3 separate regions of the Mus musculus genome follow, and regions 2 and 3 are each linked to region 1. A link is a loop called in an ENCODE intact Hi-C map of the cell type or tissue named here. Cell type or tissue: left cerebral cortex. All regions are shown on one strand.

The links. A loop is a pair of places that touch in the nucleus more often than their neighbours do. Peaks named below come from ENCODE experiments on the same cell type or tissue, not always from the same donor. Only the 100,000 strongest peaks of a DNase experiment are listed, where the experiment ranks them.
Region 2: a loop joins it to region 1, with 2.5 times the contacts of the local background. A loop is called at or near these places in 2 of 42 quality-filtered maps.
Region 3: it touches region 1 in a loop (6-fold over the local background); 2 of 42 quality-filtered maps call a loop at or near these places.

Annotation. Positions count from the first base shown.
Region 1 is chr2:148,848,077-148,856,076 of GRCm38, forward strand. It overlaps Cstdc2 (cystatin domain containing 2), which reads right to left and starts at 2,858. Exons shown (of 3, transcript NM_029960.3): 1 at 2,595-2,858. The coding sequence starts at 2,804. In left cerebral cortex, CTCF peaks have their summits at 3,233 (motif pointing right) and 3,439 (motif pointing left); a DNase peak (open chromatin) is centred at 3,308; H3K4me3 peaks cover 217 bases.
Region 2 is chr2:148,669,434-148,677,433 of GRCm38, forward strand. It overlaps Nxt1 (NTF2-related export protein 1), which reads left to right and starts at 3,182. Exons shown (of 2, transcript NM_019761.6): 1 at 3,182-3,402; 2 at 5,849-6,593. The coding sequence starts at 5,908. The coding sequence ends at 6,330. In left cerebral cortex, no CTCF peak of the experiment used is centred here; a DNase peak (open chromatin) is centred at 3,127; H3K4me3 peaks cover 1,902 bases; H3K27ac peaks cover 1,055 bases.
Region 3 is chr2:149,154,899-149,162,898 of GRCm38, forward strand. No RefSeq gene overlaps it. Among named protein-coding and RNA genes, the nearest start is that of Gm1330, 160 kb to the left of the region's middle. In left cerebral cortex, a CTCF peak has its summit at 3,758 (motif pointing left); a DNase peak (open chromatin) is centred at 3,706.

The DNA of each region.
Region 1 (8,000 bases):
CTTGTCTCAATACTGGGAGAGACCTGGCTTCTCTCTTGAGTGTGGAGTTTTTCCAAGGTCTAGCATTCCCTTCTTAAAGGTGAAAAGTTTTGGAGGGGATGGTCTCTAGTGTAGAGAGTTAAAGGTTAGGAGGAGGCAGTCTGGTAGAGGCTAGGGGAAATTAGAGGCTGAGTCACATACCATTAGTGTATCATCTAACTCAAATCCTCATATTCTATTCAACCAAAGGAAACCTCGGTTTCACTCTCAGTAGGCGCCTGAACTAACCTACATTCCCAGAGGTCAGGCTCTGGTAGGGTATTGGCTCTGCTGATAATTCAGCCCAACGGGATAAAGCTAGATCTGCAGGATGCTGTCATTTGACCTACATTAAGAAAATCCTCACGTTACAGTCACTATTCACCAGCACACTGAATTAGAACGATAGCTTGTATGGTGAGTTTCTTTCTTTTTTTTTTTTAATGAGACATTTTCTTTATATACATTTCAAATGCTATTCCAAAGTTTCCTATATCCTTCTCCACCCTGCTCCCCTACCTACCCACTCCCACTTCTTGGCCCTGGCATTCCCCTGTACTGGGGCATATAAAGTTTGCAATACCAAGGGCCCTCTCTGCCCAGTGATGGCCGACTAGGCCATCTTCTGCTACATATGCAGCTAGAGATACAAGCTCTGGGGGTACTGGTTCGTTCATATTGTTGTTCCACCTATAGGGTTACAGACCCCTTCAGCTCCTTGGGTGCTTTCTCTAGCTTCTCCATTAGGAGCCCTGTGTTCTATTTTATAGATGACTATGAGCATCCACTTCTGTATTTGCCAGGCACTGGCATAACCTCATACAAGACAGCTATAACAGGGTCCCTTCAGCAAAATCTTTCTGGCATATGCAATAGTGTCTGGGTTTGGTGGCTGATTATGGGATGTATTATCGGGTGGGGTATTCTCTGGATAGTCCATCCTTTCATCTTTGCTCCAAACGTTGTCTCTGTAACTCCTTTCATGGGTATTTTGTTCATATGGTGAGTTTCTATATAGTGTGAGCTCGGAAATCTTCCTCCTGCTTCCTTCTACTGTATCCCCTTTCTTCTTTGCCTAGTCTTTCACTCTTTCCATCCTTTCTTCCCACAAGACCAACTCTGTCTCTAGCAAAGTCATAGTCTTAGCTCACAGGTAAGGTTCCAGCATAAGAGACCTAACAGGACCAGCTAGGTGCTCTAAAGAGATTTCCAGAGGTCTCGGCTTTGTACAAGCCCTCTGCCTTTCCTTCCTCTGTTGAGGAAAGAGGAATCCTCCCCCATGACCATAGTGTGGCATTAGGAGATGAGCATTGCCATCCTGAGGACATTCTGTGGAGATTCATCACCATTTTAGGATGTTGGTGAATGGGCTATGTGAGCCTGCCAAGGACCCAGAGTAGAAGGGAATTAACTGAGATAAGGAGCTGAGCTGGTAGGTGGTTCTCAGGACAGTTAGCTTGTCCTGACAGTCAGCAAGTTTTCCCAGCCTACCTTTTGTTTCTCTTCCTTTCACTTCCTCATTTTTTCCAATGACTTGTTTGTGCATGTGTGTGCATAAAGCCTAGAGTGACAGCAGGAGTGTTCCTCAGCAGCTCTCCATCTTACCTTTTGACACGGGACATGTCACTGAAGCTGAGGCTGACTCACACTAGGCTGGTCAGTAGCTGGCCCTCTCCAGACTTTTCTGTCTCTGCCTTTCAGACACTGGGATTGCAGGTGTGCATCTCTGAGCCAGGCTTTTTACATAGGTGATGAGGATCCAAACTCTAGTCCTCATATTTGTGTGGTAAGCACTTTACTGACAGATCCCTCTGCAACCCTCAAACTGTTTTAATTTTTTAATATGCTTGTAAGTTGCCCATACTTCTCTAAAATATCACTTGAGCATGTTTCAGTAGAAACTCCAATTAAACTCATTTGATTATCATCATAATCAACAACAACAATAACAGCAACAATGTACAAAGTACAAAGACAAATACAAAAAGGTATGAGAAAAGAATTAAGCAAGGATGGAAGGGGTATACAGAGAGTAATGGGAGGCGAATATGGTGAAAATACATTATGTACATTTATGAAGTGTCATGATGAAATCTGTTATTGTGCATAATAAATATATGCTAGCAAAAACTTTTAAAGGTGCTTTTGACATATCTTCAGTCTTTGCCTATGGGATTTTTGTGTAAATATTTTCTTTGTTCAATAGAAAGATCTCCCTAGAAGTGCTTATTCTGTGAATTATTATTATTATTATTATTATTATTATTATATTGCATCAAAGTCCAGATCTTCCTGTACCAGCTTTCAAAATGCTGGAACTACATTTGTATACCACCATGCCTGATCTAAAATGTATTCTTTAATTAAGTAAGTACTATCATAAAACAGGATAATATTGCATAGTAATTTTTATGTGAGTAAACTTAATTCAAAAGAATATGTAACTTAGAAAAGCATTCTAAACAATGAAGCCAAATGATTTATATGTAACTCAGCCATGGGTTGCAAATGTCTAGCCAAGACAAAAGTGTCCTGCCTGCTTTATCAGAAAACAGCAAGTGGACAAGATCACCTACCTGTACTTTCAAGAAATTCATGATGTGTATCACCCTGTAGGCATATTCATCCTTGCTCTTTTTGTGGAATGCACTCAAAGCAAACTTCACTATGTCAGGTTCACTGACTAGTTTATCGAGTTCGAGAGTATCCTCTTCCGAACACCATGCCTGAGCTCCCTGGACATAGATACCAGAGAGAGCCAGTAATATTGTCCAGGGCAGAGCCATCTTCCCCGCTGGCGACAATATGATGCAGGTTCTGTCTCCTGTCTTTGCCCTTACAGCCCTGTTCCTTTAAGTCTAACCCTTAAATTAATTTCCTGGGCTCCAGACTCCTCCCTCTGGGGATTCTCTTGATCATCACTCCGAGTTCCTTCCCCCTTGGTACCACCTCCCTCAGTCAAAGCTGTTCATTTTCCTCCTGTCCCGGATGGAGCAAAGAGCACCCAGGCAGAGTGGTTTGTAAAGAACAAGTAAGATAAGAGATTGAGGGGCTCCTGATCTGAGTCCTACCACACTCACTACCTGTGACTCACTGGATAGAAGAGCCTTGAAGAGAACGCCCCATGGTCAGGTGCTGAAAGATTGATAACTGGCAGTGTTAGTGAAAGGCAATTTCTGGACGTGCCAGTAGAGGGAGACAGTGACTCAGGAAAAGACAGATTAAAATGGGAAGCATGAGAGCAACTTGATTTCTCTTTATGCTTGAGCTGCAGTGTGGCACAGGAGAGGCAGTTGTCTCCTCTTGAGTTGTTCCTAAGGAATGTTTCGCTGTGCCTATGTGATAGGGAACTTCCCCTATCCTCTCCTAGCCTGAATGAGCATCCTGGTGTAGGCTTCTAGGAGATGGCACCAACACTGAGGTGTCTAGAGTTCAGGAATCCAAGGTGCCAATTATGCCCTCTTGTGGCCATAATTACGAAAGCTCGGGCAGCAAATTGGACTGGCACATCGAAACACCACATTCTCTTTAAAAGAAGACTGAGGCCTTGTCTTCATGGTAAAGTGTGCCTTCAGACTGCATCAGCATCTACATGTAATGTTTGGGGACTGTGAGCGCTGACTCTACCCAGCATGTCCATACTCTGCTGCGATACTGCCCCAGCCTTTTGAAGTGGTAGCTGAGATGGAACACAGAGTTGGACAACAGTCAAAAGACTGATGGTCTTGTAACTCTAACTGTACTGGGGCTAGAAGCTGATGGCTTCTTTTCTCCTTAACCCTCTGTGCTTTATTAAACACTGGGAACTTAACTCTTTATTACTGTTCTGTGCTTAAATATGGACTAATAACTATCATTGTTCCGTGCTTCAATAAAAGCTGAAAACCTAACTCTTTTTTGAAAAAATTTTTATTAGATATTTTCTTTATTTACATTTCAAATGCTATCCCCTTTCCTGGTTTCCCCTCTGAAACACCCTATCCCATCCTCTCTCTCCCCCTGCTTCTATGAGAGTGTTCCCCCACCCACCTACCCATTCCTGCTTCCATGTCTTGGCATTCCCTTACACTGGGGCATCGACCTTCACAGGACCAATGGCCTCTCCTCCCATTGATGCCCCACAAGGCCCTCCTCTGCTACATATGTGGCTGGAGCCATGGGTCTCTCTTTGGATGGTGGTTTAGTCCCTAGGGGTTCTGGGGAGCTCTGCTTGGTTCATATTGTTGTTCCTCCTATGGGGCTGCAAACCCCTTCAGCTCCTTGGGTCCTTTCTCTAACTCCTCCATTGGGGGCCCTGTGTTCCATCCTATAGATGACTGTGAGTATCCACCTCTGTATTTGTCAGGCTCTGACAGAGCCTCTCTGGAGACAGCTATATCAGGCTCCTGTGAGCAAGCACTTCTTGGCATCCACAGTAGTGTCTGGGGAAAACCTAACTCTTAATGCTTAAATAAGAGCTGTGGAAACTTCATTTTTTTATTTCTCTTATTATTTGTACTTAAATAAGCTCAAATGTCTGGCTATTAACACATGATGTTTAGCTGCGGGGGAATTAAGTAAAAGGATGCATTGGTAGAGCTCCTTTCTTGGGTGAGTTAACCTCCTGGCCAGGTGAGAGGCTTGGAGCTCATTAACTCTTTTTGAATCAGAGAGAAAAGAAAGAAAAGGAAAGAAGTTACACAGACAACACATACACCCTAGGTGAAGCAGAAAATGTCTGCACCAGCCTTTTTAAAATTTATTATTGCTTTAGGCTTCTTATATAGCTTTTTGACAAAAAGTTCTTTGTATAAGAAAGAATACCTCTTAGCTAAAATGTTACAAAAAAAGGCGGGGGGGGGGGGTTACAGAAAGGTATCAATAACAAGTTCAAAGCAGTGTTTCACACAGTAAGCTCATTATAAGTTCAAAGTAACAGTTTTTACATGGCCTTGCCTTATCACAGTACACACCTGTGACTTCATCCTTGGATCTGAATGTTTTTTCTTGAACACAGATTTGTTTCAAGCCTATTTCTCTTTTTAGTGTAATTATGAAAGCTCATTTAATTTCTTACTCTGCACTTTTTACTTACTATTAGGAGTAGTGGACACATTCTATTCTTGATTTTTACTTTATTACATCTTTTTAGCAAAACAACTAAGACAATCTCCTAAAGATTTCTTCCTAAAATTAGTTGAATTAAATCAGGAATTCTACAAATTATTAATTCATCTAAACAGCATTAATTCGTGAAAATTCATCTCCATGTTTATCTGCAGGAAACTTGCCCAATAGGTGTGAGCGCCCGACTCCCCAGCAAGAACAACGCCACAATAAGATCCTTCTGCACACGTTTATTGGGAGAGCTTGATTACAGAGGCGAAAGACCCTGAGCCCAGAAATGGTGCTGCTTATATAGGCCTAGAAGTGACATGTCCATACCTGATTGGTTATGCTACCAGTACCTCATTAATATGCGTCGGGCCAGGCAGTGAGTCGGCAAAAAAAAAACTCTTATGCACATGCGCACATTGGTTGTTTACCCATAATCATGGGTGGTGGCCAGTGGTAGCCAGCGCCATCTTGTAATGGCATTTGCGGCTTCCCACAAATAGGGTAGGCTGATGTCTAAGAATTGTTAGGCTATGTACTAGTAATTGAAGAGATAGATTAATAACAAGAAGCAATCCTGGGATGAAGTTTCTAGGGTCCTTGCCTCTCAGAGCTCACCTATTGTAGACCATGTAAAAATAATGCTGGGCCATTTTCAGGAAAGTTAGCCTCTAACCTTTTGCTTTTCCTAAATGGCTCCTGATAATATTCATGCTATATCTGTAAAGGCCTGGGATGGCCTCCCTTCTTTGGCTGGGAACCTAGTATCTCAAGACCTAAGTCAACTGTCTTAGTCAGGGTTTGTTTCCCTGCACAAAACATCATGACCAAAAAGCAAATTGGGGAGAAAAGGATTTATTTGTCTTACACGTTCACATTGCTGTTCATTTCCAAAGGAAGTCAGGACAGGAACTCACACAAGGCAGGAACTTGGAGGCAGGAACTGATGCAGAGGCTGTGGAGGGTGCTGCTTACTGGGCTTGCTTCCTCTGGCTTACTCAGTTTGCTTCTTATAGCAGCCCAGGAATGGCACCACCCACAATGGGCCCTCCCACTTGTGATCTCTAATTGAGAAAATACCTTACAGCTGGATCTCAGGGAAGCATTTCCTCAGAGGTGGCTCTTTTCTCTGTGATAACTCCCAGCTTGTGTCAAGCTGACACACAAGACCAGCCAGTACATCAGGTAAAGAGTGAATGTCACCTTTTTATAAGAGCTCTTATGACCTTGTAAGAGTTCTGGCTCACTAAGCTATATCATGGTAGGTGTTGATTTTCATTCATTCTGGGGTAGGAAGAATTTCTGAAGTGCCTATATCTGTTTCCTGGCACTGGAAATCCTATGTTGGTCTTATAGGAAAGTTTTAGTAGCTTCTCAGGACTTCCAGAACCAAAAATCCAGAAAACACCAATAAAAAAAAAAAAAAAAAAAAAAAAAAAAGAATCTGCATCGAGTAAAACCAAATTGCCTGGTCTTCTCTGTGAAGTGGTGACACCAGGAGGCCATCTTCAAGATGTGCTATGTGTTCCTTAGTGACCTGCATCTGGGTCTATTTTCTGGGGCATTTTAAAGCATCGTATGTAGCTTCAAGCAACTTCCAAGGGGATCAGAATATCTTAAATGAATGCTAGTTCTGTATCCCAGGAGGGCTATCTTAGGAAGGAGTATGCTCTTTCATGAGTTCCTGTGAATGGAGGAGTGCTTAGCTCCTGAATCACATTTCAAGGGGTTCAGAGAATATCTCTGGCCCTGTCTTACCTGCTGGCTCATGTTGCCTCATCTTCTTACCATCCTACTTCCTCCATCTTTTCCATTCCTGATCTTGGTTCTGTGGGTCCTGCTAGGTGTAGGATCAACTGTGTGGTTTCTAAGCCACTTGCCCTGTACTTTCTGCTTTGCATTCCTTTAGAGGACTCTCAAATAGCCCTTTCATCCCTTGTGTCTCCCATATGCTGAAACATAAGATGGAATCCAGAATCCATAAATGTAAAAGAAGAAAAGAGAATATGTATAGTGCACAGAGATCCCTGTCACAGGTTGAAGACACACTATAAGATTCTGTGTTTTGTGTTTTTATGTGTGGGTGTGTGTGGTCTATGTGGGGGATAGAGGAAAACTTTGAAGAAATGGCTATTTGGATTCCAGAGCTTAAGCTCATGTCATGAGGTTTGTGCAGCAGGCATGTTTACTCCTTGAGACATCTTTGGCCCAGATTTGAGGATTCTGGAACATTCAGCACCCACATCCTTGGCCCAGCTCTTCCATCTGTGGCTTCCTTGATTCAGTGTTCAGGTGGCTTTGTGTTTTGATTATTAAAAAAATGAATCCCACAGAGACTTTCAGCAAATGTGAACTAAAAAGAGGGCAATGGCTGTGTGTACTGGTGTTAAGAGGGAGTTAAACTATAAACACAAAGGTATGTGAACCCCCAACTGGGGACCACTTGCCATATATACAAGTCAAAATCCCTGGAGGTTCTATTTCTACCCCCTAACGTTGCCCTCACTTCTGGTTTGTAAATGGGGCATCCTCTGCCTTAGCTGTGTTCTGAGTGGAAGACTGGTGCATTTTGGAGATACTGTTCTTTCTTTTCTGTCCAAGGGCTCAGAACTGGTGTTCTGTTATATTTGTTTATGCAGAAGCCAAGGTTTCTATTTAACTTTGGCTCTGTGTGGACAAAGTGGATTTGAGGAAGGTTAGAAGGAGGAGAGAGGAAAAACTGTTTCTAATATAAATATGTTCCTCTTTTGAATGTGTTTGTTGCTGCTTATAGATTTCTCCAAAAATGGCATTTTCCAAGTGGTGGTGCACATTTTAATCTCAGCACTCAGGAGGATGAGGCAGAAAGGTTGGGAGTTCAAAGCAACCCTGAGCTGCATAGGAAGACT
Region 2 (8,000 bases), 180 kb before region 1:
GCAGTAACATCATCTATGCTAGACCATACCTTCATCATCATCAAGAAAATGGCCCCACAAACTTGCCTATGTGGCAATATATTTCTTTAAAGTTCTACTTTTATTTTATTTCATTGTATGTGTGTGAGTGTTTTGCTCTCTACAGAACAATCTTTTGAAGACATTTCTCAGGTGAGCATGGACCCTAGTTTATGTCAAGCTGACAAGAAGAAAAAAATCTAAACAGTACACATCTCTTTAAGCAATTGCTGTTCAGTCTTGTCCATAGACCCTAGGAGTTACCTTCATAATCCCTGTTGTTTACTCTACTAGCAACTTTTCCATAAAGACCTTTTGACTTAAATCAGCCAAAACTGGCTTCTTGCACTTTGCAAATACTGATATAGATGTCCCATTTTGACCACACAAAGAGGCTCTGTAGCCATGTATGACCCTTTCCCTCATTTCAGGTGGCTGGTACCAGAGTTAGGAAAAGGTGCACCTGAGACTTAATCAACAGCAGCCATTACAACCTTCTCAGGCAAACAGCACCATCACAGGGAGCATTTCCATGTAATGTCTACAGAAGCAACATTCTCAGGTGTCTACATTCTTTTCCTTGGCAATCGAGAAGGCAGAGGATAGACTTTATAAAACACTATCTGGCATTATTGACTGTACATCTTCCATGGCCCACCATAGCCTCCCACAGTTCAGTCCCTAAATGAGCTCACTGAAACACAGCCTCAGATCACCCTGGCCCACCAGAACTAAGATGGGCCTGCCCAGGTCAAGAGACAAGAAGAAACAGATGCAGTTCAGGTGGCAGTGTAATTGACACACAGCTGCCCAGACACTACACTGACCTCAAGTCACAGAGCTGCTTTGAAAACGTGCTGTTAAAATTCTATCCCAGGGAACAGCACTGACAGTAGGGGAGGAGAGCAAGCGTGTTGACAGATTTTAAGATCTATAAATCAGGCCCAACTCTGTGTGTGGACCAGATGGTGTCCTTCTTCCTCCTGGTCTGGCTCCATGTAGCAAATGGGAACACCGCTCCACAGCTGCTTAGGCCAGGATCATTTACCAAAACTGCTCATGTGATTGGGTAACAAATCCCACCGATCTGTCATATGGTTGTTCCAAATGTAAAAGCCAATCATTTCCTTAGGACTGTTGGCAAATGAAGTTACTGTGTACATAAAGTATAAAACATAATTCAGTTCTATTTCTGGATGCTAATTTGGACAGAGACCCATGTGAAGCTCTTCCCAAGAATATTATTAGTGTTCGTGCTTTACAGAGGAGGCAGCTGGTTACCAGGTAGGCAAACTCACATCACAATCACACTGATGATACCCAAAAGACACAGTGCTGAAGCTGCAAGTAACTATGTGTATGCCCAGCTTTCAACACTGACTCTAGAAACTGCCAAGTCCAAAATTGAAGAGTGGGCAAAGATTTTGCTTAGCATGCTGAGCAGGCCTTGTGTTCAACCACCATTACACAGACACTCACACATACACTGAAGGTGACAGTCCTAACACTCACTGACGGTCTGGACATGAGATATTATTTATGTCAAGTTGACAAGGGATGGATTGTAGTGGTTATTCCTGGTTGTCAGTTTGGCTATATCTGGAATGAACTACAATCCAGAATTGGAGGACACACCTGTGATCCAGATCTTGAGGCTGGAAGACACAAGTTTCTAACCTGCATCTTGGCATGGAGATTTTGGGGCATAGTGGCCATGAAAAGTTTAGGCTAAACAAGGTAGTACACACCTTTAATGCCAGGAGATTGAGGCAAGGAGAACCCTGACTAATATGGGGGTGGTGGAATGGTGGAGGAGGGGGAGGGGGAGGGGAGAGAAAGAGAGAGAGAGGGGAGGGGAAGGGGAGAGAAAGAGGGAGAGGGGGGAGGGGTGGAGGAGAGGAAGGGGAGAGGGAGAGAGAGAGAGAGAGAGAGAGAGAGAGAGAGAGAGAGATTCTATCCTCTAGAGAACCTTGACGAATACGCTCAACTGTGTCAGTGGCCAGTCCTTTAGAATCAGAGGCATCTCTAATCTCCCAAATTCAAGGGCTACTGAAAGAATAAAGGTCAAGTTCTCCCTCAGGAAAAGTCCTGGGACCTACCACTACTTTATCCCCAGGTTTACTACATATTTTTGTGTAACTACTGCTCCAAAGGCACTTATTCATCCTTGAAACTCAGACTCCAACTTAATTCTTTCAATAATGAAAACTTTTCACTCACTTAACTCCAGTGGGAAGTGACCTATATTGAACAGCCATTCTCGTTTCTTAAATCTAAAAACAAATGTTCCCTTAGTAACATGAGCAAAAGGAGCCGAGAGGTTGGTAACAAAATACAGATTAAAGTACTTAATTGAACAAAGCCACTTACAAACAGCTCTCCTAGCCGGGCAGATGAAGCAAAGAATCAGGTCTCAGCAAAGTTAGCTCTTTGGGTTTTGATACACGAAGCAGTTTCCCAATTTCCCACGCGAAATGGCTCCATTTCTATGCTAGGTATCTAGACAGCTCCAGATTAAAACAAATTCAGTGTCTTAAATGAGGTGGTACTGCGCCGCAGCTGGAGCCAGCAGGAAACTCAATTTGCACTGCATAGAAAGTCAACTACCATTGTCCCCTTGCCCGCCTCTTCGACCTCAGTTCTCACTAGACTAAAATTTGTTCTCTTATAAGTTCATCTGCTTGTCAACTCTAAGTAGCTTCACCTTAGGAAGGGTGCGCTCAGCTAAGATATTTGACCATATTTGACCACAAGGACTTCCACAGACTCTCAGATTTAGCCTTCCACCGGGTTCCTACACTACGGGTGTCTATGTGCTGGGTTCAGTCCAGAGCCTTATTGAAGCCATGCTGTTGTCTCCCTAGTTAGCATCAACCAGTGAAGCTCCACGTTGAAGCTTCACGAGTCTCCACAAGATATCATCCCAACACACACAGAAGAAGGGAGCCAGATCTAGCAAAGACAGATATCTCTTATTAACCAAGCCTTCCACAGCTAAGCGCGTTGACTCCACCCTCTCCACAACATCCAATCAGAGCTCCCTCAACCGGATCTTCTAGGATAGTGCCTAACCCGGAACCTACACTGTCTTTGCCGCCACACCTGGGCGGAGCCAAGTTTTCTACTGGCTCGCGTAGCTGCCCGTCGCGGGGAGGCGGGAGTCGACGGGAACCGGGATGCTAGCGCCTGCGCACATTGCAGCTTGCGGCGCGCGGGAAGCCACTACCGGCGCTTAACCGTTCCTCGCCTCCTGGACGTCGGCTTCTCAGGCGGAGCCTCTGGGAGGAAGAGGAGAACAGGAGAGAAACTCTTCTGGCCCGGGACCGCGACCGGGGCGGAACCCGGGACCGAGTCGCCTTGGCGGCGCTGACCGAGATCGAGCAGGTAAGTGAGCGCTCCTGCCTGGCCGTCTGGCAACGCCGCGGCACCAGGGACCTCTTCCCTTTTCTTAGGCTCAATAAGACATGGATGTTGTCCTTTCCTCCACGTGGTGTCTCTGCAACCTGGCATCAGGCTTTTTTATGTGCAGAACCGTGGCGGTGAGTTTGCCATACCCGGAGGAGAGCAGCAGTTTGGGGCCGGGGGATGTAAGAAGCGACTCCCAGCTGGAAATGAGGCCCGGGGCACGGCTGCCGTTTCTGAGGTCCAACTCCAGGAAACTACAGTATGAACCATGGGAGTGGAGCATCTTTCTGACTCTCACTCTACTATGTTTCGGTCGTACTGCTCTCTCCTTAAGAGAGAAAGATGACCGGGTTCTGTGGGTAGCTGAGGACCAGAAATAGGGGTGATCATCTTTGGGGGCGTGACCAATGTTAGGGCGAAGCATTGTGGCCTAAAGAAGTGGGGATGAGGTGGTTGGACAGAGAAATATGGTTACCTTGGAGAACATTGTTAAGCCAGCATCCCTAGAGCTGTTTTCATATAGAACTGCTTTCAAAAAAATCCTGGAACTTAGTAAGCATAGCTCTGACTCCCTTGCTTCCGTAGAATGAAGCAAGTAAGTTTGTAACTCTTTTTGTAAAGTTGTTACAGTGACTTGTGCAATGATGATTGAGGGAATGTACCTAAACTACTAAGCAAACAGCACTTCAGATTGATTGTTGAGTCGGAGGACCTTGGTGAGAGAGTGGCAAGAGCAGTATCAAGCTGGCTCCGAATTCATCTATAGGGCCAGCTTCCTCCTTGCTCTGTGTGGAATCCATCGTTCATAAACTGATAAGCTTAAAAAAATGAAACCGGGCATGGTGGCGCACGCCTTGAATCCCAGCACTTGGGAGGCAGAGGCAGGCGGATTTCTGAGTTCGAGGCCAGCCTGGTCTACAAAGTGAGTTCCGGGACAGCCAGGGCTACACAGAGAAACCCTGTCTCGAAAAACCAAAAAAAAAAAAATGTTGGCCCAGGCATGGTCGTGCACACCTTTATTCCCAGCACAAAAGGCAGAGGCGGATGTCATGAGTTCAAAGCCAGTGTGGTCTACATAGAAGTGGCAGAAATACATAGAGAGAACGTGTCTCAATAAAATAATAAAGGCTCTTGAAATGAAAAAGCATGTGTTCACAGCTTAAAGTTTTAAGCTTACTCTGTAGAGACCCTGTTTCTGGAAATTGGCAAATAATATAAATTACTTGTGTCCTATTTTCAGTAATATTGATCAGTACTAGGTTCTTTTAAGTGGAAATAGTTAACCATAGAAAAAATTAGCAGCCATTCCTGTTGTAAAAAGAAAAGCCATGCTGCTTATGTGATGGAACTTTAATGTTTTAAGGAACTGTGATCTTCCGGAATCTCCCTGAGACTGTTTGAATGCTAGAGCCTTTCTGCTATGGTGTCATGGCCCTGCTGGTCTTAAATGGTGGCCATTAATGCTGAAGACATAAATTCTAGTTAGTCTTGGGTTTACTTGTTATGGGCATTGTAACCACTGTCCTCCACTCTCCTGAGAAATATGCCATTCCCTGCATCTTCTGGGTCCTTGTTGGATTATTTCATGGTAGTCTTTTCCCATACAGGCACCTGCTCTCCTTTGTTGGGTCAGTAACCACTCACTTCTACAGCGGGAGACACAGGTTTTACTAAGATGAGCCACACCCTGGTTGCCTAGGGGCAGTCACACCTATCCACGCTTTTAGGAAAGCAGACTTCAGGTATCAAATGTACTTTAATAATTATAAATGGATTTTAAAACCCATTGTAAGGTGAACATATTGGACTTTTTTTTTTGACCAAGCTTACTATTTAGCCCAGACTGGTCTACAATTCCTGTCTCAGATTCTCCAGTGTGCTCCACCACTCCTGACTTAAAGTCCCTAACTCAGTGCTGGATGTGGTGGTGCACTGTCTAGTTTAATTTTCTGTTCCTTTTTTTTCTTTTTTCTCTCTCTCGAGGAAACTAAGGATTGGAAAGATGAAATAGGTAGCCATTGAGCTGACTGCCTTTGATTCCAGATCTATATATCATGACCCTGCCTTTAAAATAAATAGGCTTGAGTCTGAGCCTGAAGTCATCTGCCTGTAGTATGTAAATGTTCTGTTACCTATAGAAAAATAGGGTTGGGAGCTAGATGGGTCAATGGGTAAAGGTGCTTTCTGTCAAACCTAACGACCTGAGTTTTTGATTCCTCGGAGGCATGAGATGGTAGGCAGACATGGTAGGCAGGCAGAGAGGACTCTTGCCTGGTCTCCTTTGACCTACAATGAGCCATGGCATGCACCAAATCACATGCACACAAACACTATTTTAAAAATTAAAACTTGAAAGAAAACTTTTCTCACGGCAGAATAGACTTTGAAATTCACTTGTGTTCACTTGACCTTTGCTGTCCTACAGTCCCTGGATCCCTAAGGAGGAGGCGCTCAGGCGGAGGCCTCTTGTCAGCAGAACCAGAGATGGCATCAGTAGATTTCAAGACCTATGTGGACCAGGCCTGCAGAGCTGCAGAGGAATTTGTCAATGTCTATTACACGACTATGGATAAGCGGCGTCGGCTGCTGTCCCGCCTGTACATGGGCACAGCCACTTTAGTATGGAATGGAAATGCTGTTTCAGGACAAGAATCCTTGAGTGAGTTTTTTGAGATGTTGCCTTCCAGTGAGTTCCAAATCAGCGTGGTAGACTGCCAGCCTGTCCATGATGACGCTACACCAAGCCAGACCACCGTGCTTGTGGTCATCTGTGGAACAGTGAAGTTTGAAGGCAACAAACAGCGGGACTTCAACCAGAACTTCATCTTGACTGCTCAGGCGTCACCCAGTAACACGGTGTGGAAGATAGCAAGTGACTGCTTCCGGTTCCAGGACTGGGCCAGCTAGTGGGGGTGACCGAGGCATCTTAGCTTAAGCCCAGCTCTGCAGAGAAATGCCAGTCTCAAATCTCAGGATGTGGAGAACACAAGTTCATTTTTGTTGTCACAGCAGCACTGCAGACTGGATGTTGGACTCCCAGAATCCCCTTCCTGGTTATATACTGGTTTGTCATAGTTGCCTTTTAAAAGTAGTAAACTTTCTATTTTTCTACTTACTCAGTAGAGACCCTGTTTCTGGAACTTGACAAATAAATATGTTGCTTTTCTGCCTGATATGTCTAAATCTTGAGAAGGGTGGAGGAGTGTGAAAGGCAGACAACATGGTAGGAAGCACCTATAGAGGTGGGAGGCTGAGCTCCTCCCCAGTGTGAACTTGGGGGAATCCAGACCTGTGGGTGGCAGCCCTATCCTCACTAGAATCCTTGAAACATTGGGAAGCACCTGTCCTGTGCCCACCCTTAATGTGTGGTGTGTATACATACACACATATATGTGTATATTATATGTATATGCACCTGACAGTTGGCTTTGCCCTTGACACCTGAAATGGGAGTTAGTGATGTGAAGAGTCAGCTGACAGCTAAACACTGCTCCTACCAGAAGTGCAGACGCTGGGAGGGAATGTCAGAAACTGTAAGTACAAAAGATCCACCTAAAACTTCAGTCTGAGTTGTCACTTGATTTGACGTGATTAAATTCTGGCCAGTGAAGCCCAAAGAAGCTGATTGATTGAAATGAGGAATTTTGCATCAATAAACCTACACTTCCTCTCCCTGGCTGCTAAACCAACTGGTTATGCCTTCATCTTGGGCTACAAGACAATCTGGCCTTGCCCTAGAGTTAGAGTCCTCATGTAGTATTCTAGTGTAGACCTAGTCCACCTATGATAGAACCTATGTCTTGGCCCATCACACCCATGAAGTAACAGCCCCAAAGCCACATCTAGAGCAGTCAAACCAGTACTACAGACTTGGTGACAAAATGAGACTCAAGGCATTCAGGCTGAGATGCTATTAAAGTTTATGAAATAGCAAAGTGAGGTTTCCACCATGCTGAGTTGACCAAGATCCTAGAACAGTAAACATGGCCCCTTAGGAAGAGACACAGGGAAGAAGAGTGGAAGAAACAGTTTCTGAGCTTTAAATATCACACATTGTCCCCCAAGGGTGAACTTGATACAAATGCCCTGGAATCAAAAGAATTAAATTTGTTAAACTCTACCCTAATTTTCCAAAATTGCAAAAACAATGATGTTGACCTCCAGGTTCTTGATTTCCTGCCACTCTGGGGATGTATGAATATGAATTAACACGGTTCTCAGAGCTTTGCTCAATATCCATTCCACAATCCACTCTAATTTCTCTCTTGCTAGCATCCTCCAATTCAACCTTCTGCTCTCCCCCAGGTTCTTGTCCCCTACACCCTACCCTGTCAAGGTTCCCTCTCCCTCACCCCCTCCCCCATCCATCAACCCACCTTTTCCTTTGCTGTTCTTATCCCTGCCCTACGAAAATGCACTCCACACATAGGCCACAGGCAAACACTCTGCAGTCAACACTAGGCTCTCTCCTGTTGGACCCAGCACACATAAGGACCTGGAGAAAGTACTCAGCAAGAAAAGAGGTACCTTTTTCTGTGGCAGCCACATTTGTTTTTAGAACAATAAAGGCAACGTTT
Region 3 (8,000 bases), 310 kb after region 1:
AACTAGAAAGTATCATCCTTAGTGAGGCAACCCAGTCATGAAAGGCATGCATGGTATATACTCACTGAAAAGTGTATATTTGCCATCAAGAACAGGATAATCATGCTACAATGTACAGTCTCAAAGAAAACAAATAATAAGAAGGGTCCAAGGGAGGATGTTGAAATTTTTCTCAGAAGGAGAAATAAAACAATTATTGGAGATTGATGGAAGGAGAGAACTTGGTTGTGGATGGAAGGCAGAAAGGAGGTAGAGTTACTTATAGTGAGTGTAGGTGAGGGAGAAAATCTCTAGGATATGAAAGAGACCTGGGATGGAGGTAAGACCCAGGGAATCTTTAAGGGCAACTGTATCTGCAATCACAGCAGTGGAGAATATACATCCTGAAGTGGCAGGACTCCAAAGGCGAAAAAAAGGACAGCAACCCATCTATAAGATCTTGGACCTGAAATACACCCTGCTTACAAAGTGTGCAGGGAAAGTAATAGAGCAGAGATTGAGTGAAAGATTGAACACTTATTCATTACACGGGCAATAATCAATCCCTGAAACTACTCATAATACTGTATTTTGCTTATAGGCAGAAGCCTAGAATAATTGTGTCTGAGAGACTCCATCAAGCAGCAAATTGAAACAGATGCAGAGAGTTATCATCAAACATTATATGGAGCTCTGGGAGTCTTGTGGAAGAGTTAGAGCAAACACTGAAAGACCCAAAGAGGACAGGGACTCCATAAGTAGACCAACAGAGTCAACTAACATAGACCCTTTGAGAATATCAGAGAATGACACTCCAAAGAGACTATACAGGCTAGAACTAGATTCCCCCATACATAGTAAAAGTGTAACTTGGCCTTCATGTGAGTTTCCCAACACCTTAAGTGGGGGATGTCCCTGAATCTTTTGCCTGACTGTGTATTCCCTAATGGGTCATGCTCAACTGGCTTCAGTGGGAGAGGATGTAGTTAGTCTTGAACTGTCTTGATGAGCAAGTGGTGTGTGATACCCACAAGGGTTCTCCCTTAAGGAAATGTTGGGGTATATAACTAATAATAAAATTAATAAAAGTTTATTATTCTCCATTATTTATCTGTTCAGCATGACCTTAGGCTTGGTAGCTTTCTGATCCTTCTGTCCAATTCTAGTTAAAATATTCTCAAAAAATTCCAGTGACTATGTTATAGTTTGGTTTATTGTTATTGAGATTTTTTTTCATGTCTTTGTTTTGCTTTGTTTGATTAATGACACTCAGAATCCAAAATGGTCACTTCATTGTAGCCATTTACAAATCTACATGGGTCAAAATATTTAAATAATTAAACATTTATGAGGGACACAGTATATAAGAACCACAAAATTAGTGGGGTCACATCTTCCTTATGGTTTAACTGCAACTAAGAATAATTAATACAAAAAAGAATAATTAATATGGAATCCCATGTGACTTACTTGACTCTTCTGAGACTTACTGTTCTCATGATTTTCCCTGACTTAGGGGGTACATGAGGGGGCTCTGGTGCTTCATGCTCTCCTCCTTAGTATGAACTATAGCTTACAAATCAACAAAGCAATCAATCTCACTGCTCTCATGGAAATGTTGGCTCATTTTATTTGGATATATTAGTTTTGGTAAGATGTTGTTATTGTTAAAAAGAGCAAACATCTCTCAATAGAAACTACTTTTATAATATAACTTGTGTAGTATAGATCAAGATAGCCATATTTATTATAATCCTGGCATTCTTTTTTTTCTTAGATAATAGAATAAATGTGAGATTTGCCCTGAACACTTTTTTGAAATATTCTTTCATCATTTATCCCATGTACATTTTAGTTTCATTTTTAAATGATAAATCTTTGCTCAAGTCAATTTTTAATAATCTGTTCTCTCCTGTGGATAATGTGAAATTGATTATAGTTTCTTATATACTTAGCTAATACTTCTAATGTTTTATAGTAAACTAGGTTTTTGACTTTCCACTGTCATCAATTTTACATTCAATTTATTGTATCAGGTAAAGAACTCATATAACCCTTCGGAATTGTGTGTTAAAAATAATTAGGCAAGTTTTCTCTCTCTATAACCCTAAAGTGTATTTGTATTGTTATGCACTCCAGTACTATCATAAGTCCCCTCATTTTTATCCCCAGGCTTTTCAGTTTAAAGACAGTGGACTTATATTTACAAAGAGATGTAAATAAGAAAAATTTCAGTGATTATCTTGACTACATCATTTCTGTTTAGAATAAAATTTTACCTGACAAATATGTAAATTTTAAATATTATTAAGTCATAAGTATGAAGTCTTAAATTGATTTTTGGTTGGTAATTTATGTTCTAGTTTGATGCTAAATACATAGTAATTTTTCTTTATTCTTTCATCAAAATGCTTTTACAGGGCACGGAGAAGTTATTCTTGAAGTTGTATGTAAAATAGCAACAAAATCACTTTCAATTTATGTACTTGGGTCTTTGGTATAAAATATTTTCTCAAATGACCTGATTGAAAGGAATAATTCTTGTGATGGTGGTTAATATTCCACAAACACAGGTTTCTTCCCAAGGGAAAATGACTGAAGCTCTGATGGGCAACAGAAAGAATGTAAGGAGACAACATCAGGGTATATGAGGTTGGGTACCCCAAAGAAAGCACCAGAAACCTGGGAGATGAGAGATTTCCAGGACTCAAATGGAAAGATCTTAGATGAAACACCCTGCAGTAGGGAGAGGGAACTTATAGCGCCCACCTTCAGCAGGAAGACAGGCCATCAAATGAGCAATTGGGTTGCCATCCCACAGCCACATCTCTGACCCATAATTGTTCCTATCTGAAAGAATTACATGAATGGAAATGAAGAGGTACCTGAGAAAAGAAGGTCCAGTGATAGGCCCGTGGGATACAGCTCAAGAGGAGGTCTTAAGGCCTGACACTATTACTGAGTTTATGGAGCACTCACAAAAAGGGATCTGTCATGACTGTCCTCTGAAAGATCCAACAAGCAGCTGAAAGAATCAGATGCAGATATTTGCCTCCAATCAATTGACAGAAGGAGCTAACCCCTATTGTTGAATTAGGGAAGGATTAAAAAAGTTGAGGAGAAGGGCAATCCTGTTGGAGGACCAAGAGTCTCAATTAATCTGGACTCCCGAGGTCTGTCAAACACTGGAAAACTGATCAGACAGCATACACCAGCTAATATGAGGACTTCAACACACATACAGTATAGGGCCTCTGGTTCTGTGTTCATTCAGAGATGATGTACCTAACCCTCAAGACACTGGAGGACCCAGAGAGTTTAGAATTCAGGTAGAGAAGGCTGTGTGGGAATCTACATAGAGACAGGGTGTGTGTGTGTTGGGGGGGGGGGGGGGGGCAGAGGTGTGTATCCTGAGCTTTGTCCCCGCCCGCAGGAACACACATAGGACACACAGATCCTTACGTGGTTAACTTTACTTCATAATATATTGAGGTAGACAAAGAAGGCTCAGAAAAGTGAGTGGCTTACATACCCTAAGGTGTGACGTGTTTAACTAGGACTGGTAGCTTAACTCAGGATTCTCATGCACCCTGGGGATAGGCTATAGCCCCCAGGGGTTGGGCTAGTGCCCTGGGAGATGGACTGGTGCCCCGGAAATGGGCTGGTGACTTTTTGGCGGGCTTTTGCTCTTTGGACCTGCGCACAAGAGCCTGATCTAGACAAAGAGATTGGTTTGGCACGATGGAGGTTTAGCACCATCTAGTGACCGCACGTATAGTGCGGCTTTCCACAGGTGTGGAATATGAAACAGTCAGAGGGTAGATGGGGATGGGGAATGGAATATGAAATGTAAAAAATAAAAATTAAAAAAGAATTTAAAAATGATTCTTTTCATCACCAAAGTCCAACTCAAGTACAAACTCTAGTGATCATATATATTAGACATGTAGTGTCATAGAACAGGCTAAAGTTGGAAGACATGATGGAATCCTTAACAATAGCATGCCTGAGGACTTGTCTTACTCATTCTAAGTAGTACTCCAGGGAGAAAAGATGAATTATAAAAACAGAAGCTGTTTTAAAAGGAAAAGGAAATAAGGATGACAAGAAATGTGAATTCATTGAGGTGTAATCACTAAGATCAAATAAAGTTTAAAGAAACAAACACAATAATCCTGTGAACAAAGCATTATTATAGTAGTATAGAACTTAGATGGAACTTAATATCAACTGTCTTAAGTTATCAGGACTTCTCATTGTTAAAATTAAAACAAGTATAAACTGAAAATATCCTAAATTATAAGGTGTTATTAAAAAGACCTGTAATTACTACTAGGAAACTCTTGCAAATATGTACATATTAATTAATAGAAAATTAATTATTAATAGAAAAAACATGCTGATTTCTTCAGATAGTATTAACTGTTGATGAGCATGAGTGATCAAAATCCATTGAATTCTACCTGCAATGAATATGAAGCAGTAAAAGAGTACATGCTGGCTTCAACCTGTAATTTAATTATTTGTTTGGTAAACATGAATATGCTAGCAGATTTATTATTTAGGCCAAATATTTGGAGGTATTTGCAATGGCAATCACAGAGAATTTATGGGTGTTTTTGTTGTTAAAGAATAAAGATAAACTATAAATTAAAATATGTTTTTATAGAGTAAAGAAATTAACATTTTCTATATTCTATTCTGATAGTAAAAGTTTAAATGTTCTTATGGTCAAGTGCTATTATATAGATGGGCTTTGATGAAGTTAACAGTATGATGAAGAATCATAAATGCCATTTATAACTAAGTCTGTGGCTATTGGATAAAGACCTCAATTTTTCCAATAATGTAATGTAAGACAGTACTTGGCTAATATTTCCAAGCCTAGTCTTATTTTTCATGCTACAATTCTCATTAAGGAAGATAAAGATGTGTTGGATGACACATGTTGATTATACTATTTTTTAAAGTTATAAAATATGTATGAAGATTTGGGAAATTTGACAATAACCTGAAGAAAATCATTAAATAAAAATAAGCTGTTGCTTAGGTCTTTTAAACTTTTTTTGGTAGATTTTATCATACCAGTGAAGAAAGATTAGGGACATTGCTATGATAAATATGAGAATCTGGTTATTAGTTGTTTACAATTAGTCTTTGTTAGGAATGTGCAAGAGTTTCCAACTGTGAGACTAGAAAAATCCTCAGATGCTGGAGTAAAGCTTAATAGTAGTTGGAATTTTGAAAAACATGTTCAGAGAATTGTGAATGGTAAGAGCCCCATCAAACAGATGACAGAGCAAAACAACAGTGACATTGGAAAATGGGATCAAGTCTATTCTAGGTACATACTCTCAAATATTCAGGCATATTCAGCCTGTCCTGAGAGCTAGAATGTATCTAAAATTTAAGAAATGAATAAATGTGTTAGGCAGAGGAAATTTTGACATGTATAGCAAAGATTCTCTGAAAAGGTTATTGTTCTCAACTCTTTTCCATGTCTACAGTGAAAAAGAGGAAGTATATACTAAAATAAAAAAGGAGATGTGTATTTTGTGTAAGAAAAATATGTGTAATCTTAAGTCACAGCAAATAATTCATTAGAAAAGAGATTATTATATCTCCAAATAAATTTCAGGCTGTATACTAAGCAACTAAGTATCCTCTGTGGATAAGGACTCACCCAGCCAAGATTCATTAGGGAAAGTATAGACATTGATTGAAATGAGGGACCCTGGATTTTTAAAGCATCTATAGTACTTCAAATCTCAAACAACTACCTAAGGAAATATTTCCACTTATTCACAGAGAGTACACTAGTGTAGGCCCAAGGAAGCAAAACTCAATTTAGAGGTGGCAACAGCTGAGAAACATTGTCTACTGTTTCAGCTGAACCATGCTGCTGGCAAAAGCCTTGTCATTCATCTAGGTATTGTTGAAAACCATGTGAAAGTCCATAATCTGTTCTCATATTAGGGACATGTAGGTTTCTTTTGAGGTGATATGTATAAGGGTGGTCTCCTAATGGTGAATGAGAGACACTGAGTGCTTCTTTGAAAAATTCCCTACCACCTTGACCGCCCAAAAGTAAAAGGAAGCAGTCCATATGAGAAATCATTGGTGAGAGTACTTAAAACTATTATAAATATTCTGAAGTACAGCTCTTCACAGATTATGGCTTGTGGTAGGGGGTTATTATGGAGAAGAAAAATGATCTTTTGTCTTTAGTGGACTAGACCCTAAAAGTGTGACCATGTACCAAAACTATCTGGACAACACAAATTTATCATGGTCTACTTTTATCTTTCTTTCTTTTATTCTTTCTTTAATCCTTCCTTCCTTCCTTCCTTCCTTCCTTCCTTCCTTCCTTCCTTCCTTCCTTCCTTCTTCTTCTCTCTCTCTCTCTCTCTCTCTCTCTCTCTCTCTCTCTCTCTCTCTCTCTCTCTCTCTCTTTCTCTCTCTCTTCCTTACTTTCTTGCTTTCAGGAGAAGACATAATGTTGGGAGGATAGATATGAAAGGAATATGAAGTGATAGTGACTGGTGAACATGGTGAGAAATTTGCAAATAATCAAAAATATAAAAAAGTATATAACCAACAGTATTTTCTAATGTTTTCCCATGGTTTCAGAAAACTCCAATGAAAGAGAAGAGTGGATTATCTGAAAAAGAAAAAAAGGTAACATTACATAAGCCTCTGTAGATAAGGCAGAGCAAGTGTCCTGGTTATTTGGCAGACTTATTTGGTTAGTGAATATATTGTTGATCAAAGTATTGAAAGCAAATAAGATGTGATTATTTTTCTCTAAACAGAATGTCTTTACCACCCAGAAAAAATCAGGGAACATCAGAGAATTAGAACAACAACAACAACAACAAAAACAACAACAACAAAAAAACCAAAAACAACAACAACAACAACAACAACAACAACAAAAACAGAATGTTTAATCTGAACATAAAGTAAACAGCTGCCAGATACAATCTTCCAAGCATTATTTATGTTTTGCAGTCATGATTTTAAAAAGCTGATGTTTCCTGAAATTTTGTTTCAAAGAAGGGTCCTAAAAAGATTGTTCTGTGAACAGTACTAAATCATGGATCACAAATAGGCTCAAGAGGTATTACTTTTCCCTGTTGAATGTAGAGATACTGCTGGATTTGAAAGAAAAGTAGGCATTGATTTCATTTCTCTAACAATTAATGAGCTTGTAAGGCTCCAGTGGATACTTTTAAATGTGTGGCCACATAGAAAAAGAAGTCAAATGAGTTAGTCACAAAATAAAAGTAAAATTTCACCAATGTTGAAAGAGTAATGTATACAGGATAGAAAGGTGACCTGAATGAAGTTGATGAGAAGTTATGGACTGAGAGGACACAGAATGCACCCTAAATTGTAATTATTACATGACCCTTAGAAAACTACTATAAACATACAATTTTATGCAGTACAAATATACGTAGTTAATAGAAATTGCTTCTCCTGGTATCACTCTAATATCAGAGATGCAAAAGTACACAATACCATTACCCATTTTAGGAGCTCTCCCTGCATTGGTGGAAATATGTTTCAGGCTTCTAAATATGGCACTCCCCTAGGTTCTAGTTCTTCCACAGACATGAACTTCCATGTTCTTTTTGACTTATATATAAGGCAGTTAACTCTGAACTAATATTTTGAAACTTGAGAAGAAATTAAAAAGAAGTTATTACCTTGGGTGTTCTAGTTTTCCCTTGCTTTTACTTTGCTAATCAAGGAAGACACTGAAGACAGCTTGGTTTGTGGAGAGGACACAGGCCTGATGATACAGGGTGATGCATCACTTTTTTCTTGACTTATTTCTACTTGGCATAAAAGAAACATTGCTTTAAAAACTATTGTGGCTACACTTAGGTGGTTTTCACAAGATTGGGCCCAGACACATTCAAAAATAGATGGATAAAAGAGACCATGAGGCAATTTAGGGAGGGAAAACTGCCCATAACAATGACTAATATGCCAAAGAATGTTTATCAAGTAAT